3 separate regions of the Homo sapiens genome follow, and all the other regions are linked to region 3. A link is an interaction called in ENCODE POLR2A ChIA-PET data of the cell type or tissue named here. Cell type or tissue: Panc1. All regions are shown on one strand. Region 1 holds the start of DLGAP1-AS6 (DLGAP1 antisense RNA 6). Region 2 has its middle 34 kb from the start of LINC01895. Region 3 holds the start of TGIF1 (TGFB induced factor homeobox 1).

Evidence for each region. Peaks named below come from ENCODE experiments on the same cell type or tissue, not always from the same donor. Only the 100,000 strongest peaks of a DNase experiment are listed, where the experiment ranks them.
Region 1: POLR2A ChIA-PET joins it to region 3 with 11 read pairs; 28 of 35 experiments call an interaction of 5 or more read pairs at or near these places.
Region 2: POLR2A ChIA-PET joins it to region 3 with 11 read pairs; 13 of 35 experiments call an interaction of 5 or more read pairs at or near these places.

The regions. Positions count from the first base shown.
Region 1 is chr18:3,650,125-3,655,124 of GRCh38, forward strand. The region is part of intron 7 of DLGAP1 (DLG associated protein 1); the gene reads right to left. DLGAP1-AS6 (DLGAP1 antisense RNA 6) reads left to right here and starts at 2,906. Exons shown (of 3, transcript NR_188002.1): 1 at 2,906-3,087; 2 at 4,581-4,691. RefSeq lists enhancers at 2,460-3,659, 2,705-2,999. In Panc1, no CTCF peak of the experiment used is centred here; DNase peaks (open chromatin) are centred at 2,897 and 3,857; H3K4me3 peaks cover 1,388 bases; H3K27ac peaks cover 5,000 bases.
Region 2 is chr18:3,314,355-3,319,354 of GRCh38, forward strand. No RefSeq gene overlaps it. Among named protein-coding and RNA genes, the nearest start is that of LINC01895, 34 kb to the right of the region's middle. In Panc1, no CTCF peak of the experiment used is centred here; no DNase peak of the experiment used is centred here; H3K27ac peaks cover 3,384 bases.
Region 3 is chr18:3,445,914-3,450,913 of GRCh38, forward strand. TGIF1 (TGFB induced factor homeobox 1) reads left to right here and starts at 4,259. Exons shown (of 3, transcript NM_003244.4): 1 at 4,259-4,592. The coding sequence starts at 4,577. It overlaps LOC124904237 (a long non-coding RNA gene), which reads right to left and starts at 4,743. Exons shown (of 2, transcript XR_007066269.1): 1 at 4,619-4,743; 2 at 1,093-1,273. RefSeq lists silencers at 2,279-2,348, 4,009-4,118, 4,149-4,308, 4,949-4,998 and enhancers at 2,470-3,091, 3,059-3,198, 3,092-3,711, 3,299-3,488. In Panc1, a CTCF peak has its summit at 2,099 (motif pointing left); a DNase peak (open chromatin) is centred at 2,358; H3K4me3 peaks cover 3,704 bases; H3K27ac peaks cover 4,401 bases.

The DNA.
Region 1 (5,000 bases), 200 kb after region 3:
CCTCCACCTCCTGGATTCAAGCGATTCTCCCGCTCATCCTCCTGAGTAGCTGGGACTACAGGCACCTGCCATCATGCCTGGCTAATTTTTTGTATTTTTAGTAGAGACAGAGTTTCACCATGTTGGCCATGCTGATCTTGAACTCCTGACCTCAAGTGATGCTCCTGCTTCAGCCTCCCAAAGTGCTGGGATTACAGTTGTGAGTCACCGTGCCTGGTTGAAACATTTATATTTCATAGGAATATTTTGGCTGGATGCAGAGGCTAAGGCAGGAGGACAGCTTGAGGCCAGCAGTTCAACACTACCCTGGGCAACATAGAGAGACCCTGTCTCTACAAAAGAAAGAAAGAAAAAAGAAACGTTTAGCCAAAAGTATAATGACAAGTAAAGATACATCTGAGAAGAGAACATTCGTTTGTTTAGTGTGGTGCTCCAGCCTCCACGTCATTTTTATAAACAGGATGTCTGGGTTTCTTTGCAGAAACAAGTTTCTTGAGTTTTGTTCTCAGTTTCTATAATATTCCATTTAGTATTCCTGACACACTGCCACCTACCACGCTGGTGGAAGGAAGGAAGGAACTCCTTCTGGGAGATAGCTCTATCCTATCTCTGTCAGTTATCTGACTAACATTTTGATTTCCGGTAGTAAAAATGTTGAAACTGGCCAGGCATGGCTGCTCACGCCTGTAATCCCAGCACTTTGGGAGGCCAAGGTGGGCGGATCATGAGGTCAGGAGTTGGAGACCATCCTGGCCAACATGGTGAAACCCTGTCTCTATTAAAATACAAAAATTAGCTGGGTGTGGTCATGCGTGCCTGGAATCCCAGCTATTCGGGAGGCTGAGGCAGGACAATTGCTTGAACCAGGGAGTTGGATGTTGCAGTGAGCCGAGATCACACCACTGCACTCCAGCCTGGCGACAGAGCCAGACTCTGTCTCAAAAAAACAAAGTTGGCTGGGCACGGTGGCTCACGCCTGGAATCCCAGCACTTTGGGAGGCTGAGGTGGGCGGATCATGAGGTCAGGAGATCGAGACCATCCTGGCCAACATGGTGAAACCCCCTCTCTACTAAAAATACAAAAATTAGCTGGGCATGGTGGCAGGCGCCTGTAATCCCGGCTACTTGGGAGGCTGAGGCAGGAGAATCGCTTGAACCCAGGAGGTGGAGGTTGCAGGGAGCCGACAATGTGCCGCTGCACTCTAGCCTGGCGATAGAGCAAGACTCTGCCTAAAAAACAAAAACAAACAAACAAACAAAAAGTTGAAACTTCATTCTCAGTTTACTACTGGTGGTAAATCCATCAGCATCTGTTTATTAAAGGATTTACCACAGTCTACCTTGACACGCTGAGCACATGGCTTTGCTCTAAAAATAGAAAGATTCAGCTGGGCAAGGTGGCTCATGCCTGTAATTCCAGCACTTTGGGAGGCCAAGGCGGTCAGATCACTTGAGGCCAGGAGTTTGAGACCAGCCTGGCCAACAAGGCGAACCCCCGTCTCCACTAAAAATACAAAAATTAAGCCGGGTGCAGTGGTTCACGCCTGTAATCCCAGCACTTTGGGAGGCCGAGTGCAGTGGCTCACGCCTGTAATCCCAGCACTTTGGGAGGCCGAGGTGGGTGGATCTCTTGAGGTCAGGAGTTCGAGACCAGCCTGGCTAACATGGTGAAACCCTGTCTCTACTATAAATACAAAATAGCCGGGCGTGGTGGCGGGCACCTGTAATCCCAGCTACTCGGGAGGCTGAGGCAGGAGAATCACTTGAGCCCAGGAGGCGGAGGTTGCAGCGAGCCGAGATCACGCCACTGCGCTCCAGCCTGGGAGACAGAGCAAGACTGTCTCAAACACAACAACAACAACAACAACAACAAAAAACAAAAAGCAAAAGTTAGCCGGGCGTGGTGGCGCGCGCCTGTAGTTCCAGCTACTCAGGGGGCTGAGGCACGAGAATTGCTTGAACCTGGGAGGTGGAGGTTGCTGTGAGCCGAGATCACAACACTGCACTCCAGCCTGGGCGACAGAGCGAGACTCTGTATCAAAAAAAAAAAAAAAAAGAAAAGAAAGAAAGACACAATGACAAAGGCAGAGTTCACCTACAGAGGGAATGACATCAATACATTAGGAATATTTTTAATACATTAAATCCCTTTGGGGTGTTTTTGGACACCTGGCTTGTCATACTATGAACAACAGAATTTCCTTAAAAAGTTTTTATTTTAGAGACAGGGTCTCGCTCTGTTGACCAGGCTGGAGTGCAGTGGCGCAGTCATAGCTCACTGTAGCCTCAAACTCTTGAGCTCAACTGGTCCTGCCACTTCAGACTCCCAAGTAGCTAGGACTACAGGTGTATGCCACCACAACCAGCTAACTTTTACAAAATATTTTTTGTAGAGATGAGGGGGACTCGCTCTGTGGCTCACGGCCGTCTTGAACTTTGAATACCTGGCCTCAAGCTATTTTCCTGCCTCGCCCTCCCAGAGTGCTGGGATTACAGGTGTGAACCACCGCACCCAGCCCTCATTTATTTGATTTCTTCAGAGAGGCTCATCTGTTCCTATATTTAGAAATGTGGAACTTTTCCAAAGAAGACAACCTTCATTTTTTTCATACGGGCTTTCAAAAGAATGTGATGTCCTTTTGGTGTTTTAGATTCTCACCTATGAGGTATAAACAAATCGCCTTGCAGACAAGTCTCAACACAGAACACATGCTGCTTATCACTGGCAAAGACTTGCATCAGCCTGCCACCACGGCTGGCTCATCTTGTCCCTCCAGGCCTGTGCCTGCTGGAACACTCCCACTCCCCATGTCTGAATACACCACTTCGGTTGGACCAAGAGTTTCCAGCTCGGGTGGCCCCTCCTTCCCTGGAAATAAATAGCTGCCTATAGAATATCAGAGTCATTCTGACTCAGGGGTGACTCAGCTCTTCCATGACCTGTGTTCCCACTTCTCCTTGATAAGGCCAATGTTTTGGCCCTACTGGTGAAAATATGTAGACCTAACATCTATCTCCCTGCTCCAGTTTCAAGAGAAAAGACCTTATTCAGAGAAATATTTAGAAGACTCTTGTGGAATTCTTGCTGTGAGTGGTTTTTCCTTCCCTGCCATTGGTGCGACTGTTTCCCCCTTCCGTCAAATTGCTGTCTAGATGTTTCTCTCTGACCCCAATTTTCTCGGAGTTTGGGATTATCAATCTAAAATCAGAGGTGAGAATTCATCAGTGTTATCGATAAGACTTTGCAATTATTTCTTTCAAACTGAACTTTTTCCCTATTCACTTATTTTTCCTCATTGCAAAATAATCAAAGCATTGATGAGTGTTTCTGTTTAAATTCAAAGGACATTCCACCTTTAACCTTAGCATTCATGAGACACAAAATGGGTTTTTCTTTTTGCTGATTTAAAAAGCTGCTATGAAGCTGCACAGTGCGGAAGAGGGCACCCCTGCTCCAGAAAAGAAGAAACAAAACTGCCTGCCATAGACACTTGGTAGGGAGTGGCAAATGGAATCTTGGTTTGTTTTTCTCTTAGGACTTTGACAATTATTTTTCCTTGAAAAGAATAAGAGAATCTACCTAAAATATTAATACTAGTTTCAGAGCTCTAGGATAATATAGAGCAGAGTCTCTTTTTTTTAAAAAAGGAAAGCGGTTTCATTTCTGACAGTGGATTTCTTCCACTGATGTGCACACTCTTTGACATGAAAAGCTGCACGAAGCTGCCTTGAATTCATTCTGCAGATGGAAAGTTGCAAGTACGGTAATTAGCTAAGCAGTGGCAAGGCCGACCATCTGAGGTTTGATTTCTCATCAAGAGATAGTGTCCGACACACGTGCCACTGAGCATGCTTGTAAGAGTTCCACGTTTCAGATGCACTGAGAATGCATGCATGGAACACACGTCCCCCCAGCCCAACAACCGCACTCCCAAATTGCCCCTGCACACATATATTCTAACACGGTTACAACACAGCATGCTCCCGAGCCTCAGACAATAAGCTGCCCAAAAAGATGCTCAAGCAACAGTCGCAGTGGGCCTGACTTCTGGTATCCGCAGCCACTCCAGAGAACTTCCTGTGAGCCCCAGGGACTCAGAGGAGGCTGAGTGATGAGGAAGGTGGCCAGAGGCTGCCGGACTAGCCCCAAGCAGTCACTCTGCTTCCTGCCTTTGTTTTCCCTCAAACTCTCATCTTTCTGGAGAAAACAAAACCCTGTCCTGGGGGTGTAGACCAGCCATGACACCCACTAATAACCTCTAGCAAAACAATAGTTTTAAAATTACTTAATGCTCTCTTGACTTTCTGACTTTTAAAATGAAAATTGTATTTTGTCACTGTATCCTTTTGTTGGCAAGTGGAATACTGCACTCAAACCAAGCAGGCAATGTAAAACTATGACTTCAAAGCCATTCCTTGATAAAACATCAAAACGGCCCAGAGTGAACCAACTGTTATCTGTAATTCAACAGATAATTAACTGAAACTCAGTGCTCAAATTGCTACTGGGAGTTTCTGCAGCCAAGGTCATTCTCATGGTGCTGCTTGATTTTGTTTCTGTGTCTCTTATATCGTTTTAGGCAGGGAGGAACTTGGATTGTCCTTCAGTAAAATTCCACTTTGATGCGCAAAGCGAACTTGAATTTCTGCTTGGCCTACCACAGGCCTGCAACATGCACTTTCTCCTCGAGGTGAGAAGGTCTTTTTCTCTCCACTCTGAAACACCGCTGCCTGCACCTTTTGCTGAGTTTAGAGTAGCATCATACTTTCTGCCACGAATGCCACAAATACTGCCTTTTCAACTTGGTTTTGTAAAATGTAATGGTACTAAATCCGCCAAAGGGATAAAGCACCCTTACTTTGGATTTGCCAGTCCCATGGGTACATAACTGACCTACTACTCTCCCACCTCCCAACCTTGAAACTCCAGCCCCCTGAACGGCCTCACCACTCCAACCCCCACTGCAATTTCCCACTCCCCACCTCCATGCATTGCCCAT
Region 2 (5,000 bases), 130 kb before region 3:
CCATCATAAATCAGGGACCATCTGTACTTTAAATTTTTTTCCTAGACTACAAAACTTTGGTTTTAGGAATTTTTCTTCACATTTTAAAGGTGTGTTTCTTTCCAGATAATAGTTTTAATCTTTTGTTCCTTTTTTTTTTTTTTTTGCTATATTTTTGCATTTTCATATACTCCTCTCCATACTACTCTTTAACATGTGGGGCTCTATCCATGTTTTCTATTTTTGCAGATACAGTGTGGATGAATTTTTATTTATTACTTTTCTTTATTATTTTTTCCCATTGCCCTGAGACTCGTCTTCCTCTTAGAAATTCAGTTTGAGGTTGCATCTTTTGTGCTCTGTCTTTTCTCCCAGTGCCTGAGGAAAAGTTGAAGGGAGCATATATCGGTTAGGATTAGACTTGACTGTAATAGAAAAAGCTCAAAGTAACAGTGGGTTAAATCAGAATGAAGTTTATTGCTGTCTTACTTAGAAGTCTGAGTAGGTCATCACAGTTGGTATGACACTCTGCAGTGTTAGAGTCTCAAGCTCAAGTTCACCAGGTGGTTCCAGATGGTCACTCTAGCTCCAGCCATCACATCTACTTTATAGCCAGGAGAAAGAGAGAAGAGGAAATGGGCATGTCCACTCCATTTAAATATCTTCTCACAACATTTACATATTGCATAGGACTTCACCACTGCGATTGCACTTAGCTACAATGCTGGTGTAGAAATATATATTTTCTTCTGAGTAGGCCTTGTGCCCAATAAAAACGTGTAGATTTTTCTAGTAAGGAAAAAGGAAGAACAGACAGTAGGGGCAACTACTGGTTTCTTTTCTTTTTTTACTTTAAGCTCTGGGACACATGTGCAGAACGTGCAGATTTGTTACATAGGTACACATGTGCCGTGGTGGTTTGCTGCACCTACCAACCCATCATCTAGGTTTTAAGCCCCTCATGCATTAGGTATTTGTCCTAATGCTCTCCCTCCCCTTGCCCTCCACCCCTCTACAGGCCCCAGTGTGTGATGTTCCCCGCCCCATGTCCATGTGTTCTTATTGTTAAACTCCCACTTATGAGTGAGAACATGCAGTGTTTGGTTTTCTGTTCCTGTGTTAGTTTGCTGAGAATGATGGTTTCCAGCTTCATCCATGTCCCTGCAAAGGACATGATCTCATTCTTCTTTATGGCTGCATAGTATTCCATGGCATATATGTGGCACATTTTCTTTATCCAGTCTATCATTGATGGACATTTGGGTTGGTAATGCTAATGATTATCTGAGCCTTCAGCAAGTTGTAATCTTTTTGCTGGTGGAGGGTCTTGCCTCAATGTTGATAACTACTGATTGATTAGGGAGGTGGTTGCTGAAGGTTGGAATGACTGTGGCAATTTCTTAAAATAAGACAACAATGAAATTTGCCTCATTGATTGACTCTGTCTTTCATGAAGTATTTTTCTGCAACACAGGATACTGTTTGATAGCATTTTACCCACCACAGTAGAACTTGTTTCAAAATTGGAGTCAATCCTCTCAAACCCTGCCGCTGCTTTATCAAGTAAGTTCATGTAATATTTGAAATAATTTGTTGTCATTTCAACAATGTTCACAGCATCTTCAGCAAGAGTTGATTCCATCTCAAGAAACCACTTTCTTTGCTCATCCATAGAAGCAGCTCCTCATCCATTCAAGTTTGTTCATGAGATTTTAGCAATTCAGTCACATCTTCAGCCTCCACTTCTAATTCGAGTTCTTGTGCTATTTCCATCCCATCTGATGTTCCTTCCTCCACTGAAGTCTTGAACCCCTCAAAGTCATCCATGAGGATGAATTTTGAGGTGTCCAACTTTATCCATGAGGATTAACTTTGAGGGGTTCAACTTTGAGGATGAACTTTGAGGGGTTCATCTTTGAGGTTCCAGAGAATCAACTTCTTCTGAACTTCTGTTAATGTTGATATTTTGACCTCCTTCCATGAATCACCAGTGTCCTTAATGGCATATAGGATGGTGAGTCTTTTCCAGAAGGTTTTCAGTGTATTTGCTCAGAGCTGTGAGGGGAATCATTATTGCAGCTCTAACCTTACAAAATGTATTTCTTAAATAATAAGACTTGAAAGTCAAAATGACTCCTTGACCCATGGGCTGAAGAATGGATGTTGTGTCAGCAGGCATGAGAACAACATGAATCTCCTTGTACGTCTCCATCGGAGCTCTTGGGTGAGCAGGTGCACTGTCAATGAGCAGTAATATTTTGAAAGGAATTTTTATTTCTGAGCAGTAGATCTCAACAATGGGGTTAAAATATTCAGTAAACCATGCTATAAAGATATATACTGTTGGCCGGGCATGGTGGCTCACACCTGTAATCCTAGCACTTTGGGAGGCCGAGGAAGGCGGATCACTTGAGATCAGGAGTTTGAGACCAGCCTGACCAACATGGTGAAGCCCTATCTCTACTAAAAATATAAAAATTAGCCAGGCGTGGTGGCAGGCACCTGTAATCCCAGCTACTTGGGAGACTGAGGCAGGAGAATTGCTGGAACTCAGGAGGCAGAGGTTGCAGTGAGCTGAAATTGCACTACTGCACTACAGCCTGGGCAACAGAGCAAGACTCTGTCTCAAAAAAAAAAAGAAAAGAAAGAAAGAAAGAAAAAGAGATATACTGTCATCCAGGCTTTGTTGTTTCATTTAGGGGGTGTGGGAAGAGTAGACTTAGCATAATTCTTAGGAGCCCTGGGATTTTCAGAAAGGTAAATGAACACTAGCTTCAACTTAAAGTCACCAGCTGCCTTAGCCCCTAACAAGAGAGTCGGCTTGTTCTTCGAAGCTTTGAAGCCAGGCCTTGACTTCTCTCTAGCTATGAAAGACCTAGATGGCATCTTCTTCCAACAGAAGGCTGTTTTGTCTACATTTAAAATCTACTGTTGAGTGTACCCACCTTCATCAATTATCTTAGCTAGATCTTGTGGATAAGTTGCTGCAGCTTCTCCATCAGCGCTTGGGATTCATCTTGCACTTTCATGCTATGGTGATGCCCTCTTTCCTTAAACCTCTTGAAGCAACTTCTGCTGGCTTCTAACTTTTCTTCTGTAGCTTCCTCACCTCTCTGAGCCTTCATAGAATTGAAGAGAGTTAGGGGCTTCCTCTGGATTAGGCTTTGTCTTAAGGGAATGTCATGGCTGGTTTGATCTTCTATCTACACCACTCAAACCTTAGCTATATCAGCAATAAGGTTGTTTCACTTTCTTATTATTTGTGTGTTGACTGGAGTAGCATTTTACATTTTCTTCTTTTGCATTTCACATTGTTTTTGCTTTCACAACATGGCTGTTTAGCACAAGAGGCCTGGCTTTTAGCCTATGTTGGTTTTTGACATGCCTTCCTCAGTAAGCTTAATCGTTTCTTGCTTTTGATTTAAAGAGAGAGATGTGTGCTTTTCCTTTCATTTGAACTCTTAGAGGCCATTGTAGGCGTATTTATTGGCCTAATTTCAAAATTGTTGTGCCTCAGGGAACAGGGAGGCCCGAGGAGAGGGAGAGAGATGAGGGAATGGCCACTCGGTAACACATTTGGTGGAGAAGTCAGAACACACAATATTGATGGATTTCGTTTGCCATATTATATGGGTGTGGTTTGTGGCACCCCAAAAAAATTGCAATAGTAACATCAAAGATCGTCATAATACATATCATTATGAAAAATTTGAAATATTACAAGAATTACCAAAATGTAACACAGAGACAGGAAGTGAATACACGCTGTTGGAAAAATGGAACAGATAGACTTGCTCAATGCAGGGTTGCCACAAACCTTCAATTTGTAAAAAGTGCAATACCTGTGAAACACAATAAAGCAAGGTACAGTAAAATGAGATATGCCAGTAATTATAGCTGACATTTATCAAGTGCTTACCAATAATATCCTTGCTTAAGCACAGCTTAATACCATAAAGAAGTGCAAATATTTCTCTCTCTCTCTTTTTTTTTTTTTTTTTTGAGACTGAGTCTCACTCTGTGGCCCAGGCTGGAGTGCAGTGGTGCCATCTTGGCTCACTGCAACCTCTGCCTCCCTGGTTTAAGCAATTCTCCTGCCTCAGCCTCCCAAGTAGCTGGGATTATAGGCATCCGCCACCACACCTGGCTAATTTTATTATTTTTAGTAGAGACGGGGTTTCCCCATGTTGGCCAGGCTTGTCTTGAACTCCTGACCTCAGGTGATCCACCCCCCTTGGCCTCCCAAAGTGCTGGGATTACAGGCGTGAGCCACCGTGCCCAGCCAAGAAGTGCAACTATATCTTTCAAAATTATACTCTTTTATTTCACATGGAAATATCCTTCCTTTCCCCTCCTCTTTGTTTTAATTTATTTACTTTTTATTCTTAGAGACTGGGTTTTGCTCTGTTGCCTAGGCTGGAGTGCATTGGCACAGTCGTAGCTCACTATAACCTTGAACTCCTGGGCTCACTCAGTTGATTCTCCCACTAGGACTACAGGCACACACCATCACACCAGACTAAGTTTTTTTTAAATTTTTGTAGAGATGGGGTCTCACTATGTTACCTAGGGTGGTCTTGAATTCCTGGCCTCAAGTGATCCTCCTGCCTCGGCCTCCCAAAGTGCTGGGATTACAGGCATGAGCCACCATGCCCGGCCCCCTCCTCTTTGTTTTAATGAGACACTTACATTGTAGACATTCCCCCCTACTCCCAGATTATAATACTAACCTAACAGGTCCGGAGAACTGTCATATATTGCTTACTCACTTTCTTGCCCGCATTCCTGAAAGGAAGACAAAATTGCAGCTTCCCCTTTGTGTGTGTCTGTTTCCTATCACCTCTACTACCCCTCTGCATCACTCAGATGTACTATAACATGGTCAATGACCTTGGTCATTTGATTTTCATTAACACTCTTTTGCTTCCCTTTTGGAGTAGGGGAGGCTTTCATTTTATATCCATCTTTTGGGTATGCAGATGTAGGCAGAGATTGTTCTTTTCTTTTTCCAGAAAAATATA
Region 3 (5,000 bases):
CCATCTGACCTTCTGAAATGACAAGATTTCCCAGAGACCACTTGATTTATAATCAGATAATTTATGTTGGGTACCCAGTTTTATGCCTTTTAACTTTGTTATATTTGGATGTGTTAAGTGATCTTGACTTTTTAAAAAAAATAACTAACATCACTAGTTTGGGCATTAAGTGAGATTAAATAAGTGTTTCATAAACTGTAAAGAATAATACAGACACAGATGTTGAGAATAAGGAGAGTGAAGCTTGTGCTCAAGGAATTATCTTTCCGTTTTTTTGTTTTTGTTTTTGAGACAGAGTCTTGCTCTGTCACCCAGGCTGGAGTGCAATGGCACGATCTCAGCTTTCTGCAACCTCTGTCTCCCAGGTTCAAGCAACCCTCCTGTCTCAGCCTCCCAAGTAGCTGGGACTACAGTCACACGCCACCACGCCCGGCTAATTTTTGTATTTTTAGTAGAGATGGGGTTTCACCATATTGGTCAGGCTGGTCTCAAACTCCTGACCTCAGGTGATCCACCCACCTCGGCCTCCCAAAGTGGTGGGATTACAGGTGTGAGCCACAGCGCCCTGCCTATCTTTTCGTTTTATCCCCTGGATTCCAAAACTCATTTAGGTAAAGAGAAGTGATGACTTGGCTACAGAGGAAAAAGGAGGGCCGGGAAGGGAAGTGCAGGCTAGGAAAAGTGACTAAAAACAAAAGTAGTAGCACCAGTTACACTATTCATGCAAGGAAGCTGAGGAGAATTATCCTGATGGGGCTGATAAAATCACCTCAAGATGGCTCTAGGCCACCCCAGGTTCTTAAGACAATGGTCAGCTCTTTCTTAAGCAGTCCAAGACCCTCTGACCTGAGATGTGACTGGATGATTACAGACCTCTTGTCCAGTGTTTAGAGCCTAGCTGTCTGCATATTTTATAAAGATATCTGCCTTCCAGAGACTGGAAGTGAAAGAGATCCAATGACTGGGTGAGTCACCCTTTCTCCACCTAGAACACAGTCCTTGATGGAACTCATGCTTTATCAATTGTTGTTGAGTAGAAGAAACAAATACATCCTCCAATCTTCACTTGGTGGACCTGGCATCAAAAAATAATCATATTAAGTGCGTTTATTAGTACACTTTTCTGGCTTATCTGCCTTTCCAAGTTTCTATTTGAGTTCTTGCCTTTGAAGGGTTTGCAGGCTGTGAAAAGTAACTTAACTTTTTAACAACTTTCTTTGCTTGGCCTTGAGGCAGCTTCAGAAGATAAGACGCCAAAAGGAACTATGTGTGCCTGGAGAGAAAAAAAATAATGGTGAAAAACGTTTATCAGTAGCCTCCGCCAGCACCAAGCAACGCCTCAATTTTACTCAAGCAATTTCCCAATTCAAGTAACATTCATATGAATCAGCAAATAATATGTAGCAAATTTGAATCTATATACTTTAAAAAAAAAAAAAAAGCACTGGAAAGAATCTTAAAAGTCATTGAATCCGTTTTATAGCAAGGCCCCGAGACTGGAAGGGACTGACAGAGCTAGAAATGAAACTTGTTTTTCCACCTCGAGAAAAACGAATCAACAAAAAATACCCTAAGCAATTGCTGGTATCTGAAGCCCACTTTTTTGAGGCTGTTCCCTTTGTTACGTTGCGCTGACCCTAGGCACTTTCTTCCCAGAATGCACCAAGAATCCGAAACTCCAAACAAGTTTGAGATCAGCGTTGGCTGGGGGGAGGCAGTGGGGGTGCATCTACGGGAGCGGTTGGGCTGTAAGCTTTCGCTACATCACAGAATTGTGCCAGTGTTTCTCTTTGGAGTGCCTCGCCAGCTTTAACAACCGTTTGGATATGACTTGCTCGGGCAAAAGTTGTGCATTGGCCCGATCAAGCCTGACTTCTAGCCAAGGTGAGTTCACATCTCCGTTTTTTCCTCCCCCTAATTCGAAAGAGGCTTTCAATTGTCTCCGCCCCTCCCCCCTTCTCCTGGAAAGTTTGTTTTCAAGCTATAAACCCTTTCCAATTCTCGGTTCCCATCTCGGTTGCCTGAGAATCGCAGTCATTAGCCAAGTCCACTTGGACGAAAGCAAAGCTACCTTTGTGTACATAATGAGAGCCACCGCGTGGCCAAGGAGAACCACGGGGAAGAGGGAAACATTTTTGTCTCGAGCTGGCTAAAGCGGGCGGGGGGGGAGGTAGGGTTAAACCGACCGAAGGCGTGTTTTGTGGAGTGGCTTCGAAAGCGGCCGAGGCAGCCGAAGCCGCTTTCGAAGTTAGCAAACAAAGCGTCTCCCCAGTAACCGCCCGGTTCCAGACGAGGCTCCTGCCACTCAGGCCGCGGAGTCGCAGCGTCGCCCAGCCCCCGGCTCCTCCTCCCTGCGTCTCTCCTCCCTCCGCTCCCGGCTCCCCAGCGGATAGGAGCCACCAATCCCAGCCACAGACAACCCTTCAAACGAAATAGCGAGGCGGCCCCCTCTAACGGGCGGCGGGGGCGCTGGCCCCCTCCCTGCGCCACATCTGTCCCGCACCGGGCGCAGCAGCTGATTCATCTGCAGCCAGGTCCGGGAAGGAACTGTGCTCCCGGCAGTTGCAGGGCAGCGTCCGGGCGGGTGGCTTGTCCCCAGGACCGCGCTCCCCCCGAGCCGTTTTAGGTGTGTGTTCTCTTCTGTCCCGAGCAGTCAGCAAACCACAGAAGAAAAAAATCGTAAGGTTGCTGCCTTCTTAGAGAGACGCTTTTTTTCCCTGTTGATTCATTTTAGTCCTGTAATTGGAAAAACCACCCAGGCTTTTTAAACTCTGGCCTCCACGCATTCTAGGGGCGGGGGTGTCTTTTTTTTTTTTTTTTTTTTTGAGGGAGGGTGGCAGGCTAGCTCTAGTTCCTGAAACAGACGCTCCGAAGTCGAGTTAGTTATCCCTTGGCCGTCTTAGTACTCCTCGGGTTTAATCTTATTTCCACAGAGTTTCTTCTGCCGGGATCTCCACCGAGGTTACCGAACAAAAACAGCACAGAGCCCAGACTGGAGGCAGACCCGGGCGCTGTCTCTGCTAGGCTTATTTACGTTTAGGGCTTTTCTTTCCTTTTTTTAAAGTGATGGGGGAAGTCTCATTGTGTGGCATGTGACAGTTCGTTTGCTTCAAAACAACAGGACGTAACCACGCGAAAACTAGAACCAGAGGAGGGGGCATGCGTTTCTTCAAGTCAGCCAAACAGCATCTGGTCTTTGAAAGCGCAATTTCATCAAGAAACTCCTGTTGGATCCCTCCTAACTGTGGACCAAAATAAGCCAACAGGAACGGGTGTTTACTTAATGGCTAGTTTCTGTTTGAAATGGGAGGAGGGATCCCCTAGCAGGGTTCCAATCCGAAGAGTAGACACTGTTGACCGAAACAGACGAGCAGGCACGGCGTGGTCACCCCTTAGCTATAAAAGTGGCCGCTGCCGGGGTTCGGCGACTCGGGGTGTCAGGCGGAGTCTTGGTGAGGCAGGCGCGCGCCCGGCCGTCCCCGGGCAGAGACGTTTAAAGAGCATGTGAGCGTGACAAGTGTCTGTCCGCAACGTGTCAGATTTCGAAACTGCCTTGCAATCCAGTCCGGAACTCGCAGCTTTAGCCCGGGGGAACAGACGTTCGTTTAGGCTGTGTCTCATCATTCCCCCCCGCCCCACCCCCGCCGACCTCCCACTGTCGCTGCTGGAGGAAGAGCCCCGGGAGGAGAAGGGTGCGCCGCGCCGCGCCCGCGTGTCAATGGCAGCCGCGCATTCTGGAAGAAGTTGGTTCTTGTCTCGAATACTTTTCCTCCCGTGCCCCGCCCCTTGAATCAGAGGCGGCTGTCTCGTGCGGCTAGAGCAGGGCCAGTAGAGTTCGGGGCAGCTGTCAAAAACGAGACGGGGAGGCTTTTCTTCCCGGGGGTGGAGGAGGGAAGGAGGGAGGTGTCCTTTTTTCCATCTGTTGCAGTTTCCGAACCAAACGCACCCTCGCCAGCCCCGGGAAGAAAGGCCCAAGGGAGAAACCTGGGGCGCTCGGCTGGTGCCCCCACCGCCGGGCGAGGGATGCGGGCGGTCCGTGCGCGGCAGGCGGAAAGGATCGTGTTTCTGGACCCGGCCACCCCCCGCGTCCGCACCGCCGCCCCCGAGGGACGAGTGACAGCGGCCGCCGCGCTCGGTCCAGTCTTCCCGGCTGGAAGGTGCGGGGGAGGGGCGGAGGAGCGGCGGGGCGGGAGGGGGACGGGGCGGGCGGCTGGGGGCGGAGGCAGGACCTCCTGTACCTTCCCTCCTCGCCTCTCTCACTCTGACAGCGCCGAGGTGCGCCGAGCAGGAGCAGGGAACAAAGGAGCGGAGAGGGGAGGGGAGAGAGTTGGGCGAGGGAGAGCCCCCGGCCGGCTGCCAGAAGATCCCGGCGGGAGGAAGCCCAAGTGTCACTTGAATTCCACCCAAGGAGCGGGCGCCTGGGATCAGAGCGTCCTGTTTAGCAATAACGGCTGGAGCACGTCCTACAAGTTACGGGAGAGTCGGCTGTGAAGGAGACGTTCGCTTATCCCCTGTGTCCCCGCTCCTGGCCCCTCCAGACCCCCGCCTTGCCTCGCGCTGGGAGGGGAGATCCAGAATGAAAGGCAAGAAAGGTAAGGCGGCCGCGGGCTGCGCGCACCAGAAGACGCGAGTCCGGGGAAACGTGCTGGCCGGGCCGCGCCGCGCGGAGTCACTTGGTGGACTTTTCCGCCCAGGGGCTCTCATGCTGGAGTGGCGGCCGTGCTCTTTGTTGAGGCTGCGTCTGAAACGGCAGCGGCTGTTTTCCTGCTAGACACAACACGAGGGGCTGTTGTGGGGCGAGCCTCTCCACGCTGCTGGCACGTTGTCAAGAAACACGCTCAGCGCCTTGTTTGTGCGCCTGCAAGTTTCATTGTCTCCGCCGACACCCCACGCTCGGCCCAGCCGCCGCGTGGCTTCTCGCTCTTTCTCGCGTGCTGGGGATATGGGGTCCGAGTAGGGAGGACCCAGCCCCTCGTTTTTCCCGATCCGGACCCAGGCGG